Regions from separate parts of the Mus musculus genome. Here region 1 is linked to region 2. A link is a loop called in an ENCODE intact Hi-C map of the cell type or tissue named here. Cell type or tissue: gastrocnemius. All regions are shown on one strand. Links, peaks and the distances in the headings refer to the core of each region. The heading gives the core; the rest is flanking DNA.

What was found. Peaks named below come from ENCODE experiments on the same cell type or tissue, not always from the same donor. Only the 100,000 strongest peaks of a DNase experiment are listed, where the experiment ranks them.
Region 1: a loop joins it to region 2, with 10 times the contacts of the local background. A loop is called at or near these places in 3 of 42 quality-filtered maps.

What each region holds. Positions count from the first base shown.
Region 1 is chr1:81,969,493-81,977,824 of GRCm38, reverse strand. No RefSeq gene overlaps it. Among named protein-coding and RNA genes, the nearest start is that of Mir6344, 160 kb to the left of the region's middle. In gastrocnemius, for the core only: no CTCF peak of the experiment used is centred there; no DNase peak of the experiment used is centred there; H3K4me3 peaks cover 455 bases; H3K27ac peaks cover 3,555 bases.
Region 2 is chr1:82,285,590-82,293,921 of GRCm38, reverse strand. It overlaps Irs1 (insulin receptor substrate 1), which reads left to right and starts at 2,483. Exons shown (of 2, transcript NM_010570.4): 1 at 2,483-7,145. The coding sequence starts at 3,429. The coding sequence ends at 7,124. In gastrocnemius, for the core only: CTCF peaks have their summits at 2,178, 3,644 and 5,096 (motif pointing right); DNase peaks (open chromatin) are centred at 6,795, 6,978, 7,265, 7,936 and 9 more places; H3K4me3 peaks cover 7,598 bases; H3K27ac peaks cover 7,582 bases.

The sequences.
Region 1 (8,332 bases), core at 224-8,223, 320 kb after region 2:
CCAAAATATTAATTAACCCATGAAATCCTGGCTCCCTAGGAACTCATGGTCTAGGAGAAGAAAAAGATTGATAAATACATTGGAGAAGGTTAAATGTGATGAAATAAATAATGACAGCGATAAAAACTCCCACTCAAGTTAGAATTGAATTTGCATATTGAGAGAAATTCAGATAGTCAAATCTATGAAGGACACAAGGCAAACATGAGTTTGGTTTGAGTTCTGGATTGAATAATCCAGTAGACAGGGATTGGCAGTTCAGCTCATTTTAAATTTTCTATTTGAATAAGCACTTGAAGTTTGTGTGTGTGTGTGTGTGTGTGTGTGTGTATTTTATTTTATTTTTCTTTTTGGATACAAGACAGAAATCATTGCATGTATTAGATTGCATTGCCTTACATGGTTCAGGGAAGGAAAGCCAGAAAAACATCTACCGGATATTCCATGAAATGTTGTTTATGCGAGCCAACAGAAAGAATTAGTTTGCACATCCGTATCAAATGCCCACGCTCTCAGCTCCCCAATTCTTTATATAGCTGTCATGAAACAAAGATACGCCTAATTGGCTTTGCCAGCAGTAAGGGATAAGCTATCTTTTTTCCCCCTCCCATCTTTACTGGCTACGACTCTCATTCCTGATTTGATACAGAACACATAGCTTCCTCTAAAAAATGGATCTGTGTTAAAACGAATCTGTATACAGATAGATTTTTGCAGAGCCTCCACAAAGCAATGACATGTTGGATGTTTTTGGTATTGTGGACACTTGTAATTTGGGACCTGGGACTGGTATTTCCTTTAGAGTGGCAAGTATGTCATGTGGCTTGGGGCAGATGCCATTCTATGCCTTGTATTACATTATGCACGGGCAGTGACCTTAGCCTTGATTTATTTTTGATACTTATGTGTTGTACATATCTAAGGTCTTGTGTGAAATAGTCTTGGTTCCCAACATTATCATACTCATGATGAAGACACAGACCTTCACAAGTCTCTAGAATGACTGAAGTCACTACTAATACTATATTCTCATTGCAGGCATCATAGAGGAACTTACTTACTTTTCCCCTTCATTTACTCTGTTCCCACATTTTTATCTATAGAAATAAGATTTTTAAATAGAGGAAGTTATTTAAGAAGGCATGATATAGCTTCCTTTTTTTTTTTAAAGCCTAGTCTTAGTATATCTGTAAAATAGAGTGAATATTTAAATGCTATGTTTGGAAATATTTTGACTTTTTATTTAAATAATGGATAATGTTATGGTCAGAGATGATAACATTTTTATTGACTACAGAGATAACAGCTATGTTTATTTCTGAGCTCTATGTATATCTACAAAAATTGGCATGTAGTAGAGAAAGAAGAAAGAAGGAAGTATGGACTTCTGAGGAGTATTTACGCCTAATTTGATGCCATTTTGTACTCTGAACTTTTTATCACTTCTTTATTTTACAGTATTTAAACCAATATTTCTCCCTTTCTCTTGGAATACTCATGTAAGAATAAATTCATTTGTGAACACTCGGTTGGTTCTAAGAAGCATGTGGAGGGTCTGCTTTCCTGGACAGAAGGAACTATTTTTTTTACCTTCTGGAATGCACAGTTGATGCCTGTCTTCAGGTAAGGCTTGTGGTTGATGTTCTGAGAGGCATATGAACCTGGGCATGCCTTTTCAATCACTAAACTGAAGATCTACTAAGATTCTTTCTATTCAGGCCATCTCTTTGTGGTTTCAAAATGGCTATCCCAACTCTACACTTTAAATTCCAAGTCTGAATAAACAAATAGCAATCTTTTCCCTAGAATTTCAACCAGTCACCATCTGTATTTCAGTTTGTGTTTGACCAACCTATGACTGATTCTATGAACTTCTCACTATTCCTGGGTTCATGGTTAGCTTTTCTTTTTTCCATCCTGGAGAGGAAGTAGCATTCTCTGGATGCATTTTGTTTAGCAGTTAAGTGGAAGGTAAACCCACATATAAAATTTTATTGTTAATATTGGAAAGGAGGGCATATATGCCAGTCTTGAAAGTAAACAGACACAAAAATGTCCACAACGAAAGGTATACCTTGGTTTTCCTGCCATGGATGATTTAGGTTATAGTAGAAGTGATTATATAAAAGATATAAGTGTGGGTACCAGGTACAGGCACCCAGATCTTTGTAATGCATGTGTCACATATTCCTAGAATCTAAAATCTGTGTAAGCAAAGAATACTACTCTATAGAATAGTATATGTGGGCAGGCTACTGTCTCAATTCAGAATCTGCCTCACATAAAATACTGCATGGGTACCAGCTTCCAGATGCTCACTCTAAACTGGTGTTATATCTATTAGCCTAGTGCAGATTTTATACATTCTTTCTGAGGGATATGCTCTTGAAATTTTATTTATAACCATGGAATTAATACACAAACCAGTTTAACATCAACTAGAGCTTCAGCAGAGTTATTTCGTTTAACATGAAGGCCCTTTCTGGGGTTGGTAATAAATCGTCTCCCTAATATGTTCAGAGCTTAAGGGTAAAGCTATCTCTCATGGAAAGAAAGATCTCAGTAAAATGAGTCCCACTTTAGAGGGCTGCAGTAAATTTAGTTCTAGGGCTTTCCCTCTGCCTTGAAATCTTCCCTGGAAGATTATCTGAATAATATTGTAATCTGTAGTATCTCTACTGAACACACACACACACACACACACACACAGAGAGAGAGAGAGAGAGAGAGAGAGACAGAGAGAGAGAGACAGAGACAGAGACAGAGACAGAGACAGAGACAGACAGAGACAGAGAGAGACAGACAGAGACAGACAGAGACAGAGAGAGACAGAGAGAGACAGAGACAAAGAGACAGGCAGATACTACTATTGCAATTTTATTTCTTTGTACTTACTAATTAGGTTTATAAAGAAATATTTAGGGGCAGAACCCTGCCCCCTCCCGCCCTCCCCAGATTCTGATGTGAGGGCAAATTACCTGGGAGTTTTGTTAAATATAGATAATGCTTACATCCATGATTCTGCATTCTCACAAGCCAAGCAAACCAGCAAGCAGAAGATAAACTGCGGGCAGTGAAGAAGCTACCGTTGCTCAGACCACACTTTGACTAACAAATCTCTACTTGTGTTGGCAGATACAGCAACACGAGCATATTCCTATTATATTTGAAAAAATGTCGGGATTTCAGGCTCATTAATGCTTTGCACACTCTTAGTACCTACTCGTCAGTAGTGAATCAGCACAGCAGGCAGCACAGCGATTGTACGGCCTGAAGTGTTTACTTTCATACTCCTAGAAGCAGCTACTGGTCAACTCAACCCGAATACAGAAAGTTTAACTCTATTGAATACATTGCCACAGATAATTCTTCTAGAAATGTCTAGAACTTGCCAGAGGAATGATTTGTGTGCTAGAAGGTACATAGTCACTGACTAGGCAATGATCTAGTCTAAGCTGCATGACGTTCCTCTTGAGTCCATTTTCATACCTTCTTGTCTGCTGCTCCAATGCAGCTCAAGGCTCATACAGTGTAGTTCTTCATTTTAGATGCTGGCTGAGTTCTCATTTTGGTCCTCTTGAAAATGATCTCAATGAAAACATTTGTGTTCTACCAATTATTTCCTTTTTGATCTATAATTCTTATGGAACAACCATAGGCATTATAACGTTGGTAAATTATCCCCAAATCAATAAAGCTGTTAGTAACCAAATGAAAATAGTAACAGGAAATACAAACTTAGCAACCAAACAGCCAAACATATTTCTATAAAACATTCTACATATTTGGCTGTGTACCTGTCCTGGTGACATGTTAATCTATCCACAATTAGCTCTTATTTTATAGGAGCCTATTATTAATTTCAATGCCTTGGATGGTAAGACAAATGTTCCAAGTGATACTTCACTGCTTCCAAATTAGCTTTGGAGTCTTTTTGCAGGGTGTAAATGTCACTATATTACGCACAGCACTTGAGACTGCTTCCTGAGCATAGAAGGGGTTGTGTAATTCAGCCATCTTATCCTCTGGATGCTCTTCCTTATGAACAAGACCTGCATGGTGATAAGTACATGGCACACTTCTCAGTGCTCCTTCGTGACCAAGACACAGTTTGGACTTGGGCGCCACATAGTCTCCAGTGCCACCTGCCCAGCGTCACATGAGTCTTCAGTATTTCTGTCTCCTGAGAGTTGGCATGACAAGTATACATTTGGCCTTAGCATGTGGCTATGTGAGATCATTGGCTTGGATGAGGACATGGGGTGAATTCTCTCAGGTTTCCCCAAGGAAAGGTGAAGTGAAGATTGACTGCAGGGTAAGGTTAATAGCCTTAGCAAGATTCTGCCTCACACTGTGTCAGAGCACAGAGAAACCACTCAAGCATTAACCAGGGATTTAATTCTGTTGACAGATAGCCCAGCTATGCACTGAATAATCTCAGGGGTGAGCCTCAGCTATCTAAGGGAGCTCAATAAATAGTACCCCTCCTTTCTCATATTAGAACTGAAAGTGGAGGGGAACTTGGAGTAATTTGCTGGGGACTGTATCGGTTACTCTTCTCATTACTGTGACAAATATCTGAGGGAAACAACTTTATGAACTTATTTTGGTTCAACAGTTTTGAAGAGTCACAGTCCAATATGGCTGGGCTGATGAAGCAGGCCTACTAATGGTAGCAGGAGTGTTTGATGAACTCCTATTCACATTACCAGGACAGGATGCAGTGTGTGTGTGTGTGTGTGTGTGTGTGTGTGTGTGTGTTTGTGTGTCTAGGGGTTATACCTCCAAACACCCATCCTAAACAACTGGTTAACCTTTATCCAGCTAGTGCCTACTTCCTAAAGGTATCACAGCTTCAAATGTGAGTGTCACAAGCTGCAGACAGAGCATTGAGAAAAAAAATGAATTCATGGAGAATAGTCTAGATTCATACCATGGCAATGTGGAAAGGCAGCTTTTGACATGGCTCTCGGTGATATGAACCCCCTGGTGGTCCCTGTGTAATCCCCTCCCCAGAGTGTGGGAAAGACTTTATAATTCGCTTCTAACTAATAGATCGTGACAGCTGTGCTGGGATATCATTTCTGTGATTATGTCACACGAGACTGTAGCTTCCAATTTGCCAACAAACTCTCCACTTACTCTCTCTTTCTGATGAATTTGAAGGAGCTGGGGTGCAGAGACATTTGAGAGGCAAGAAATTGAAGGCAGCTCCTGTCAACAATACGGTGAGAGAACTGTAGCCCTCTATTCCCCAAGAAAGGGACTCAATAATCATAGGACATTAGAGATAGGTTTTTCTGTAGTTGAACCACTAGAGGAAAAGTTTTCCCAGGCTCACAGCTTCATGGAAGCCTTACAAAAAAACCTTGGCGTAGGGAAAGAGCTAAGCCACACAGAGTCCTCATTAACAAAAACTGTGAGATGATGCTGAATGTGTGTTTTAAGTTGTTAAGACAAGCTAGCAGTGGGTCTTTGTTTCTAAGCAATGGATGGGGAATATAAGTGGGTTTTGGAAATGGGTTGACTTATTGGTAGGTTCTGACATAGGCTACCTGCTCAGTCTCTAATGGTGCTGATCAATGGTATTCTTATTAATTAGGTGGCTGTCTCTGTGTGCTAGTTGGCTTTTTGTCAACTTTATGCAAGCTAGGGTCATTGGGAAAAAGGAACCAGAGTTGAGAAGATGCCTCCATTGGACTGGCCTGTAGGAAGCCAAAAACAATCTTGTGGCTAATTTTGTTTGTTAGATGAATGAGGTAGAGGGCCCAGCCCACTGTGGGCAGTGCCTTCTCTGGGAAGGAGACACTGGATCACATAAGAATTCAGGCTCAATGAGCCATGGAGAACAACCCAATATAATAGTTGTCCTCTGTTTTCTCTGCTTCATTTTCTCCACTTAGTTCCTGCCTTGACTTCTTTTCAGCATAAATTATAAACTGTTGACTAATAAACCATTTCCTTCCAAAGTTGATTTACCCATGGTGTTTTATCACATCAATAGGAAGATCTAGAACACTGGTAAAACCTGCCCCCACCCCCACCCCATGGGAACAGGAAAAAGAATGTTGTCAGTGAATCATTTTCTATGTTACTGGTGGAAGAAGGAAGGCTGCTAATCCAGTTTGGTCCTCTTACTGAAGTAACCAGATGCTGTGATGTCCAACCAGGTCCATTGGAAAAACAGACTAGAGAGAAGGCAGAACCTTTCTTTTAACTAGTCTTTCCAAATATGTAAATGAAAATGGGTTAGGTGTCATTGAGTTTCCTGGTTTCCCAGAGACCCAGGAAGCAACTCCATGGAGAGGAAGAGTATGGCAGAGGGGAAGGGGATGGGAGATGGGGAAAAGAATTCTGGGAGACAGAATGGGAGGACAGGGGTCAACATTTGGGATGTAAATAAATAAAATAATTAATTAATAAAAATAAAGGATGTCCTTGTGATTTATAAAATATGTTTAGGGAAAACAAACAAACAAATAAACAAACAAAACTCTTCTCATACTAACCAGACTAACTAAAAAAAAAAAAAAAAAAAATCAAGGTTCCTGTATTGATTTGAAACATGCTCACTTTTATGGTCTGCATTCCATGCAAGAATTAGCAACACAAATAACTATTGAGATTATCACCTTTTTCAAGGCACAGCCTAGGTGCCAGGCCATAATTGATAGCAAATGACCAGAACTCTATATGCTGAGTTTGCTTTCTCCACAGACCAATTTCTATAAGATTAAGAGGCAAAATATTTATCAGGGAAGGTTACTGAGATGAACCTGTGGAAGGGATGGTGACGCTTCAGATGAGGCAGAGGGAAGAATAGAGCTGTGAGCCAGTCCTGTTGAAAACCTCAGCTGGGAACACAAGACATGTGTAGGGGTGGCAGTGGCTTGAGTTGACATCCTTGGCTAATGGATTGTTTTCTTATAACACTGGTTTTTAGCAGGCAGAGATTTGGATAAAGGTGAAATACCACCAGTATTTCTATTACCTTGAGTAGTAAGTCCTTTGACAGGGCAGGTTAGAAAATAGAACCTGTTCTTGGGTGGAAGATGTCTCTAGGAAGAAAGGTATTTCCAAAACTCCATCCCTCCCTGATCTTCACTTGATCTTAGCCAAAAGGCCGAGAAGTGATTCCCTCCCTGATCTTACCCCCCCACACACCTTTTTTTTTTTTTCCTCAAAGTAGAGAATATGATGCTAGAAGCTGGGCTAGATTATTTCCTCTGCCAGTTCACACCAGCCTCACAGGCACTTCAGCATCTGGCAGCTGCCGAAGTAGGAACCAATCTTCCTGAAATGTCTCCCTGCAGAAAGTGTTCTTAGGTGCTGAAGACGGGGAGGAGGGACTGCTTGGCTGTGGAACTGGAAGCTTGTCTGGACGGTTAGTAAAGGAAGCATCCAGTGATTGTAAGGTGCTTATGTTTCTATTGTTTATTGTTGCTGTTGTTTGTCTGTTTTGTTTTATTTTACTAAAGATACTGTTTGGAAGATTCCTCTCTTTGACACCCATGGGACAGTTCATTGTTTTAATTTATCAATAGGTAGTTGTATAGATGGCAGGTTGAAGAAGAACCAATGTCTGATCTCTCTTAAGGCCATCACTCCAGTGATAGAAGCATTCCTGACACTGCTTGAATGACCAAGAATCAGAGACCAGATAGACCAGGGACATACAGTATAAAACTAAATGCCACTAGTCTAATAGTCTAAAAAAAAGTAGTGATAAAATGTCTCTGAATGGTACTCTTCTATACTCATACATTAGTTCCTTATTCAGCCATCATTAGAGAAGTTTCACTCTGCAGCAGACCCGTAGCCAGAAATTATACACACACAGAGAGATAGAAAGACAAGGAGACAGATAGAGAGGCAGAGAAAGAAGAGACAGAGAGACAGAGACAGATAGCGTGGAACAACAGCTCTGAATGGGATGTCTTTATCAAATCCTTTTCCTCAAAGCTCAAGGAATCCTGTGGAAGAGGAGGCAGAAAGAGTTTAAGAGCCAGAGAGAATGGAGGATACCAGGAGAATATGGGCCTCTAGACAACTGAACAAAGCTCATAGAGACTACCACGGCATGCATTGACCTCCACCAGGTCCTCTGCATATATATATTATAGCTTTCAGTTTAGTATTTTTTATGGGACATTGGTTTAGAATTTGTGTGTGTGTGTGTGTGTGTGTGTGTGTGTGTGTGTGTGTGTGTGTGAATGAATGGGTCTCTGATTCGTGTGCCTTCTTATAGGACTTTTTGCCTTCTGTTAGTTTGTCTTGTCTAACTTCAATGTGATGATTTCTGTTGTATGTGATTATATTTTGTTGTGTTTTG
Region 2 (8,332 bases), core at 124-8,123:
ACAACGATCTGGTTGTCTGTGTCTGTGTGTCTGTCTGTGTACATAACTGGGGATCCAATCCAGGGCCTTGGGCACCTCAGAGCAGATGGTCTACTTCTTCTTCAGTCAGAATAACATTACTTTTATATCATAAACACCCTAATGTTCTGTGAAGATGACTTATAAAAATCTTCCAAATTAAATTGTTTTTTTTGTTGTCTCCTCCTTCAAGAAAATACTTTCCTCCATAAAGGTACCTCCTTTTTCCCCCTCTCTCTTTTTTGTTTGTTCTTGGTTGGTGACAGAGGTCAGGAAGGAAGTAATTTTAAAAGTTAAAGTCTGGATTTGAAGTGCTTTCCTACATAATGCGAGGTCCCCTCCCTGTGGACTAATCTAGATTAAGCAGTTGCTAGACTAGACTAGCTGTTTATTCCCCCCCCCCCCCCACACACACACTGTTATTCTGCTACACTAACTTCAGATATCTCTAGTTGCTATCCTCCCAACCCCTAATGCATTTCAAATCTTTAGAGTCCTCTTCTTGCTATTGCAGTCTCCGTACCTTTTCCAAATTACTTGCTATTTATAGCCTTCCTGTAGTGGGCACATGTGCCCGCATCACCAAGCTGTCAGAGGGGAAAAATGAAGGCTATCAATTCAATGTGTACCGCATAATCCATTAACCAGGTTTAGGAGAAACTGCATGATAAAGGAGGTGAAAAGAGAAAACAGAGGCTCCTGAGCTTTCGAGAGGAGGTGACACCTACAGATGCGGAATACCCCAATTCAAGTACCGCAAGCATCTGAATGGCGCCAGTGCCTACATCTGTACCCTCTCCCTCTCTCCCCTTTACCGCATCTGTGCAAGACAGGAAAGACAGGCAACTCCACCAATCAGCAGGCTGCCCCAGGAACCTCACCCCGCCTCTCTAGCCGCATTATGCTGAGGCGCGCAGCCCCCTTTACCCATCCGCTCCTCCCCTACTCCAAGCCAGGCAGTCTAGTGGATTGAGCATGCCCAGCACCTTTACTGCTGCGTCTCACTGCAAACAACCTGCAGTGCTGGAGAGCGGGAGGCTGAGAGGGTTCCTGGCTTAGGAAAAGAGGTGGAAAACTAGAACCGCCCATGGCTAGAGTAGAATGGCTTTAAGCACTGGGAGCAACGTCACATTTGTAGGTCTTTAATGCCGGTTGGGCTAGACAGGGACACCCTGCTTGATTTATAGGTCATCTTAAAAAGAAAAAGAAAAAAAAAAACTTTGGGGAGCGTCTGCTTGTGGTGAGACTAAGAAATAGGCTTTGCAAAGAGGCTGCTGACCCGTTTTCATCAAGAAGTACCCATTTTCCTGTGCAGCCTAGCCACTTATCCTTGTCTCCCACTTATCCTTGTGGTCAAGGTTAAAAGTGTATAGGGTCGTCTAATGCTCGTGCAAACTATGAAACAAACATCTGCTAACATATACACAGTAAGGGTGTACACTTAGGAACTCTCTGAAGGTCCTTTACATCTTTAAAAAAAATCACAAATAGACTTACGAATGTGATAAGGGGTGCCAGGTTTCCTCCAGCCCCCGCCCCCCACCTTTTGCACTAACTAACCCTTAAGTGTGAATCCCTCTTCACCTGCATGAAGGAAGAGAAATGGTGACTTTTACATTTTATTTCCTTAGTGATCAGCGGCTAATAGTGCCAGGTGTGAGATCCCAGGTCGCGATTCCGAGAGACCCTAACCTAGCCAACAGTCATTGCCCTTGGGCGTCCCTCTCTGTTTCTTCCAGGTGCTTCACCACGGTACGTCCGGAGATTCCAGGTGGAAGACTGGCTCAGAAGTCCTTTAGAAAATCTTACAAAAATGTAGATCTCCCTACCAGGGCCTCTCACCCAGACACCGACATCCAGCTGCCTCCCGGGGGTCGCCTTTACCTGTTGGGTGAGAGCTAGCAGGTCACCCGCGTCCCCTCCGCCCCAGCGCCCCCACCCTCTCGGGGCTCTGCAGCCGCAGTGCACCCCCCCTCTCACTGCCCCCTCCCTCACTCCTGCGTCTTCCCCAGATCCCCCCCTCCCGTTTTCCCAGACTCCCCTCCTGCTTTCCGGTAGCCACCCAAACAAGCCTGCCCTCCCGCCGCGGGGATTCCTACGGGCCGGGGGCGCTCTGGGTGGCACGGGCGTGGGAGACACAGCGCCCCGGGCTCTGCCGGCCACGCAGGGGCGCTGCCCGAGCGCTGCAGCAAAGGGCCAGCGCGGGCGCCTCTGCGGCACGGCCAGGGGGTGGAGAGGGGCGGGCGTGGGGCGGGCTCGGCCCGGAATGTAGAGCGAGCAGGGAGAGGGAGAGAGACCCGGGCTGGAGCCTCCCGGCGGCGGCCAGGCTGCTGAGCGCAGAGGCTCCGTCACGTGTTTTGCTCCTCTGGAGTGAGACGGCGGCGCGGTCTGAAGAGGGCCAGCGCGCGGTGCCAGCCGCCGCAGCCGCCGCTTGTTTTGGTTGGGGCTCTCGGCAACTCTCCGAGGAGGAGGAAGGAGGAGGGAGGAGGAGGAGGGAGGAGAAGGAGGGAGGAGGAGAGAAGTAACTGCAGCGGCTGCGCCTCGGGAGGACCGGGCGTCTTCCCCGATCTCTTCCCAAACCTCCCCCGCTCCCCGCCTCCCTCCCTCGTCCCCTCCCCTCCTCCCTTGCGGACTGGAGCTAGGGGCAGGGATGAGCCTGTCCCTCTGGACCGTCCCCTGCTCCCCCAGCTGCCCAGTAGCGTTGCGCGTGGAAAAGCCACTTTCCCCGCCCGCCGAGATGGGCTCGAGTGCGGGCTGCAGAGGACGCGTCCTCGGGCGGCAGCAGCAGCAGCAGCAGCAGCAACAGCCGCAGCGCCGCGGTCTCTGCGATTGAGCTGGTATTTGGGCGGCTGGTGGCGACGGGGACGGTTGAAGGGTGGGAGGAGGCAGAGGAGGAGGAGGAGAAGGAGGAGGGAGAACCCGGTGCAACGTTGGGACTTGGCAGCCCGCCTCCCCCTGCCCAAGGATATTTAATTTGCCTCGGGAATCGCTACTTCCAGAGGGGAACTCGGGAGGGAAGGCGCGCGCGCCTAGAGAGCCAAGCGGGGACTCCTCGGGCCATCGCTGCCTCCCTACATCGGACTCGACCAGGGGCGGCAAGGGATGCACCATAGCTCCTTCTCTGCTGCAGGGACTGGGGGAGACATAGTCCTCGGAAGATTGCGGCTGCACTCACCCTAGACCCACTGCCCTTCCCTCTGGGCATGAAACGCCCTTAAACTCGGATCAGGCTATCTTCCTTGGCGCAGTTACCTCGTCCTTCGGCTGCCCCTCCCCAGCTCCAGGAACAGCGTGAATTTTGGAGTCAGAATTTCTGCGAGCTTCCTCCAGCCCGGAGTGCATGTGCGGGGCCGCACTGAGAAGCCACCCCTCACCCAGTTTTTCAACACCTCCCTCTGCTCCGCAGCAGCATGGCGAGCCCTCCGGATACCGATGGCTTCTCAGACGTGCGCAAGGTGGGCTACCTGCGCAAGCCCAAGAGTATGCATAAGCGCTTTTTCGTGCTGCGGGCGGCCAGCGAGGCCGGGGGCCCAGCGCGCCTGGAGTATTATGAGAACGAGAAGAAGTGGCGGCACAAGTCGAGCGCCCCCAAACGCTCGATCCCCCTCGAGAGCTGTTTCAACATCAACAAGCGGGCTGACTCCAAGAACAAGCACCTGGTGGCTCTCTACACCCGAGACGAACACTTTGCCATTGCCGCGGATAGCGAGGCTGAGCAAGACAGCTGGTACCAGGCTCTTCTGCAGCTGCATAATCGGGCAAAGGCCCACCATGACGGGGCTGGAGGAGGCTGCGGCGGTAGCTGCAGCGGCAGCTCTGGCGTTGGAGAGGCAGGGGAGGACTTGAGCTATGACACGGGTCCAGGACCCGCGTTCAAGGAGGTCTGGCAGGTTATCCTGAAACCCAAGGGCCTGGGTCAGACAAAGAACCTGATTGGCATCTACCGCCTCTGCCTGACCAGCAAGACCATCAGCTTTGTGAAGCTGAACTCCGAGGCAGCCGCTGTGGTGCTGCAGCTGATGAATATCAGACGCTGTGGCCACTCAGAGAACTTCTTCTTCATCGAGGTGGGGCGTTCCGCTGTGACAGGGCCTGGCGAGTTCTGGATGCAAGTGGATGACTCCGTGGTGGCCCAGAACATGCATGAGACCATTCTAGAGGCAATGAGGGCCATGAGCGATGAGTTTCGCCCTCGCAGCAAAAGCCAGTCTTCATCCAGTTGCTCCAACCCCATCAGCGTTCCCCTGCGCAGGCACCATCTCAACAACCCTCCACCCAGCCAGGTGGGACTGACTCGGAGATCTCGAACTGAGAGCATCACTGCCACCTCCCCTGCCAGTATGGTGGGTGGGAAACCAGGTTCCTTCCGGGTGCGTGCCTCCAGCGATGGCGAAGGCACCATGTCCCGTCCAGCATCAGTGGATGGCAGTCCTGTGAGCCCTAGCACCAACAGGACCCACGCCCATCGGCATCGAGGCAGCTCCAGGCTGCACCCCCCACTCAACCACAGCCGCTCCATCCCCATGCCTTCTTCTAGATGCTCACCTTCAGCCACCAGCCCAGTGAGTCTGTCATCTAGTAGTACCAGTGGCCATGGCTCCACTTCAGACTGTCTCTTCCCGAGGCGCTCTAGTGCTTCCGTGTCCGGTTCGCCTAGCGATGGCGGTTTCATCTCTTCTGATGAGTATGGTTCTAGTCCCTGCGATTTCCGAAGTTCCTTCCGCAGTGTCACCCCAGATTCCCTGGGGCACACCCCACCAGCCAGGGGTGAGGAGGAGCTGAGCAATTATATCTGCATGGGTGGCAAGGGAGCCTCCACCTTGGCTGCTCCCAATGGCCACTACATTTTGTCTAGGGGTGGCAACGGCCATCGCTACATCCCAGGTGCTAACTTGGGGACAAGCCCAGCGCTGCCTGGAGATGAAGCCGCGGGTGCAGCAGATCTGGATAACCGGTTTCGAAAGAGAACTCACTCCGCAGGCACATCTCCTACCATTTCCCATCAGAAGACCCCCTCACAGTCTTCAGTGGCTTCTATTGAGGAATATACAGAGATGATGCCCGCTGCCTACCCACCAGGAGGTGGCAGTGGAGGCCGACTGCCCGGCTACCGGCATTCCGCCTTCGTGCCCACCCACTCCTATCCCGAAGAGGGTCTAGAGATGCACCACTTGGAACGTCGTGGAGGCCACCACCGTCCAGACACCTCCAACCTCCACACTGATGATGGCTATATGCCCATGTCTCCTGGGGTGGCTCCAGTGCCCAGCAACCGCAAAGGAAATGGGGACTATATGCCCATGAGCCCCAAGAGTGTATCTGCCCCACAGCAGATCATTAACCCCATCAGACGCCACCCACAGAGAGTGGACCCCAATGGCTACATGATGATGTCACCCAGTGGTAGTTGCTCCCCTGACATTGGAGGTGGGTCCAGCAGCAGTAGCAGCATCAGCGCAGCCCCTTCTGGGAGCAGCTATGGGAAGCCATGGACAAATGGAGTAGGGGGGCACCATACTCATGCCCTTCCTCATGCCAAACCTCCTGTTGAGAGTGGTGGCGGTAAGCTCTTGCCTTGCACAGGTGACTACATGAACATGTCCCCAGTGGGAGATTCCAACACCAGCAGCCCCTCAGAATGCTACTATGGCCCAGAAGATCCCCAGCACAAGCCGGTCCTCTCTTACTACTCATTGCCAAGGTCCTTTAAGCACACCCAGCGCCCTGGAGAGCCAGAGGAGGGTGCCAGGCACCAGCATCTTCGTCTCTCTTCTAGCTCTGGACGCCTTCGCTATACCGCAACTGCCGAAGATTCCTCCTCTTCTACCAGCAGCGACAGTCTGGGTGGGGGTTACTGTGGGGCTAGGCCAGAGTCAAGCCTCACACATCCCCACCACCATGTCTTGCAGCCCCACCTGCCTCGAAAGGTAGACACAGCTGCACAGACCAACAGCCGCCTGGCTCGACCCACAAGGCTGTCCTTGGGGGATCCCAAGGCAAGCACCTTACCCCGGGTTCGAGAGCAGCAACAGCAGCAGCAGTCTTCCCTGCACCCTCCCGAGCCCAAAAGCCCAGGAGAATATGTGAATATTGAATTCGGGAGCGGCCAGCCTGGCTATTTAGCTGGCCCTGCAACTTCCCGTAGCTCTCCTTCAGTTCGATGTCCACCCCAGCTCCACCCAGCTCCTAGAGAAGAGACTGGCTCGGAAGAGTACATGAACATGGACTTGGGGCCAGGCCGGAGGGCAACCTGGCAGGAGAGTGGTGGAGTTGAGTTGGGCAGAATAGGCCCTGCACCTCCGGGGTCTGCTACGGTTTGCAGGCCAACCCGTTCGGTGCCAAATAGCCGTGGTGACTACATGACCATGCAGATAGGTTGTCCTCGTCAAAGCTATGTGGATACCTCACCAGTGGCCCCAGTCAGCTATGCTGACATGCGGACAGGCATTGCTGCAGAGAAGGCGAGCCTGCCTAGACCCACAGGAGCTGCTCCTCCTCCATCCTCCACAGCCTCTTCTTCTGTTACACCTCAAGGAGCCACCGCTGAGCAAGCTACTCACTCTTCCTTGCTGGGAGGCCCTCAGGGACCTGGGGGCATGAGTGCATTCACCAGGGTGAACCTCAGTCCCAACCATAACCAGAGTGCCAAAGTGATTCGCGCAGACACTCAAGGGTGCCGGAGGAGGCATAGCTCTGAGACCTTCTCAGCACCTACTCGGGCTGGCAATACGGTGCCCTTTGGAGCAGGGGCTGCAGTAGGGGGCAGCGGCGGTGGTGGTGGTGGCGGCAGTGAGGATGTAAAACGCCACAGCTCTGCATCCTTTGAGAATGTGTGGCTGAGACCTGGGGATCTAGGGGGAGTCTCCAAGGAGTCGGCTCCAGTGTGTGGGGCTGCTGGGGGTTTGGAGAAGAGTCTTAACTACATAGACCTGGATTTGGCCAAGGAGCGCTCTCAGGACTGCCCCTCTCAACAGCAGTCCCTACCACCCCCTCCCCCTCACCAGCCCTTAGGCAGCAATGAGGGCAACTCCCCAAGACGCTCCAGTGAGGATTTAAGCAACTATGCCAGCATCAGCTTCCAGAAGCAGCCAGAGGATCGTCAATAGCGTAACTGGACATCACAGCAGGTGCGTTTTTATGGTGGCAAAGTCAGAAGACAAAAGTGCTTTTACCATGGGGTGCTTGAGTTCTGTTCCTTCCCCTCCTTCTCTTCCCACTCCTTCCCACAGTGTCCTTGGGGAGGATACTTTTTCAGGAGGTGTGGGGGTGGGGTGGGGAAGGGTCAGGGTACACAGATGCTCACCTCGCATTGACACCTGGCAGATAGTCAAAGAACTGTGTTTGGAGCAGCCACAGAAGGGCTTCTCTCTGAGAATCCCCAAGTGTAGAACTCGCCAAACTTAACGTTCTATCAAATCAGTTCTAAGGTTTGACGAGTTCCTTCCTAGGACTCATTCTCTTTTATCCCGAAGTCTTCTTTTGACGAAATATTAAGGCCAGCTCCTCCCTAGCAGGGACAATTCTACCAAAAATACTAGCTAATACCGAGGCTGGAAAGCTCTCCTTTTAAGATCCTTTCTCAGAGTTCTGAAGGGCAAGCTTACCGAGTGGCCCTGTGCACTTTTGTTCTGTGATTTCACAGTACCAAAGCAATTGTAAACAGCAGTGACTTAGACCCGAGCTCTCTTAAAAAGATTCACCAGTAAGAGCTTTTTAGGCACAAGTGTTTTATTTATAGAGAAATCTTTACCTCTCTCTGATCTCCAAAGAAAGTAATTGTGGGGCACATTTTCTTCTTGTTCTTGTACTAGGAATCATGAAATGTTTTTCACACACGGACCTACCATTTTTCAGGCATGGTTGCTTTTGTACAGAATATGCAATAAACACCACACGCCTGGGACCCTTGGGAGTTCGCCCCAGCCTGTTTGCCCTGTAGTTCCTTTACTTGTATTGAGGCATCACACATACGTTTGGGGGGCTATTTTTCTGTAAGATTACTACCATTTCTTTAGTAAAATGAACGGGCACTTGGTCAGGGGAAAGAGGGTGTTTGTTCTGGTGTGTGTTGAGTGACAGGGCAAACCTGTGTATTCTCCATCTGTAGGGTTTTTGTTTTTCTTTAAGTTTATGAATAGATGCCTCAGAGATGTTGAAAGTTGGCCTTAGGTCATCTGTGGCCAAGGCTGTATTGGAAATGAGAAACATTTGTAATAGAAAGTTAGTTCTGTGAGCCTGTTTTCTGGTGGTCATTGTGGGTAGAGGAGAGGAGTGTCATTCCCAGATAATGTGATGAGTTGGCAAATCAGAACTT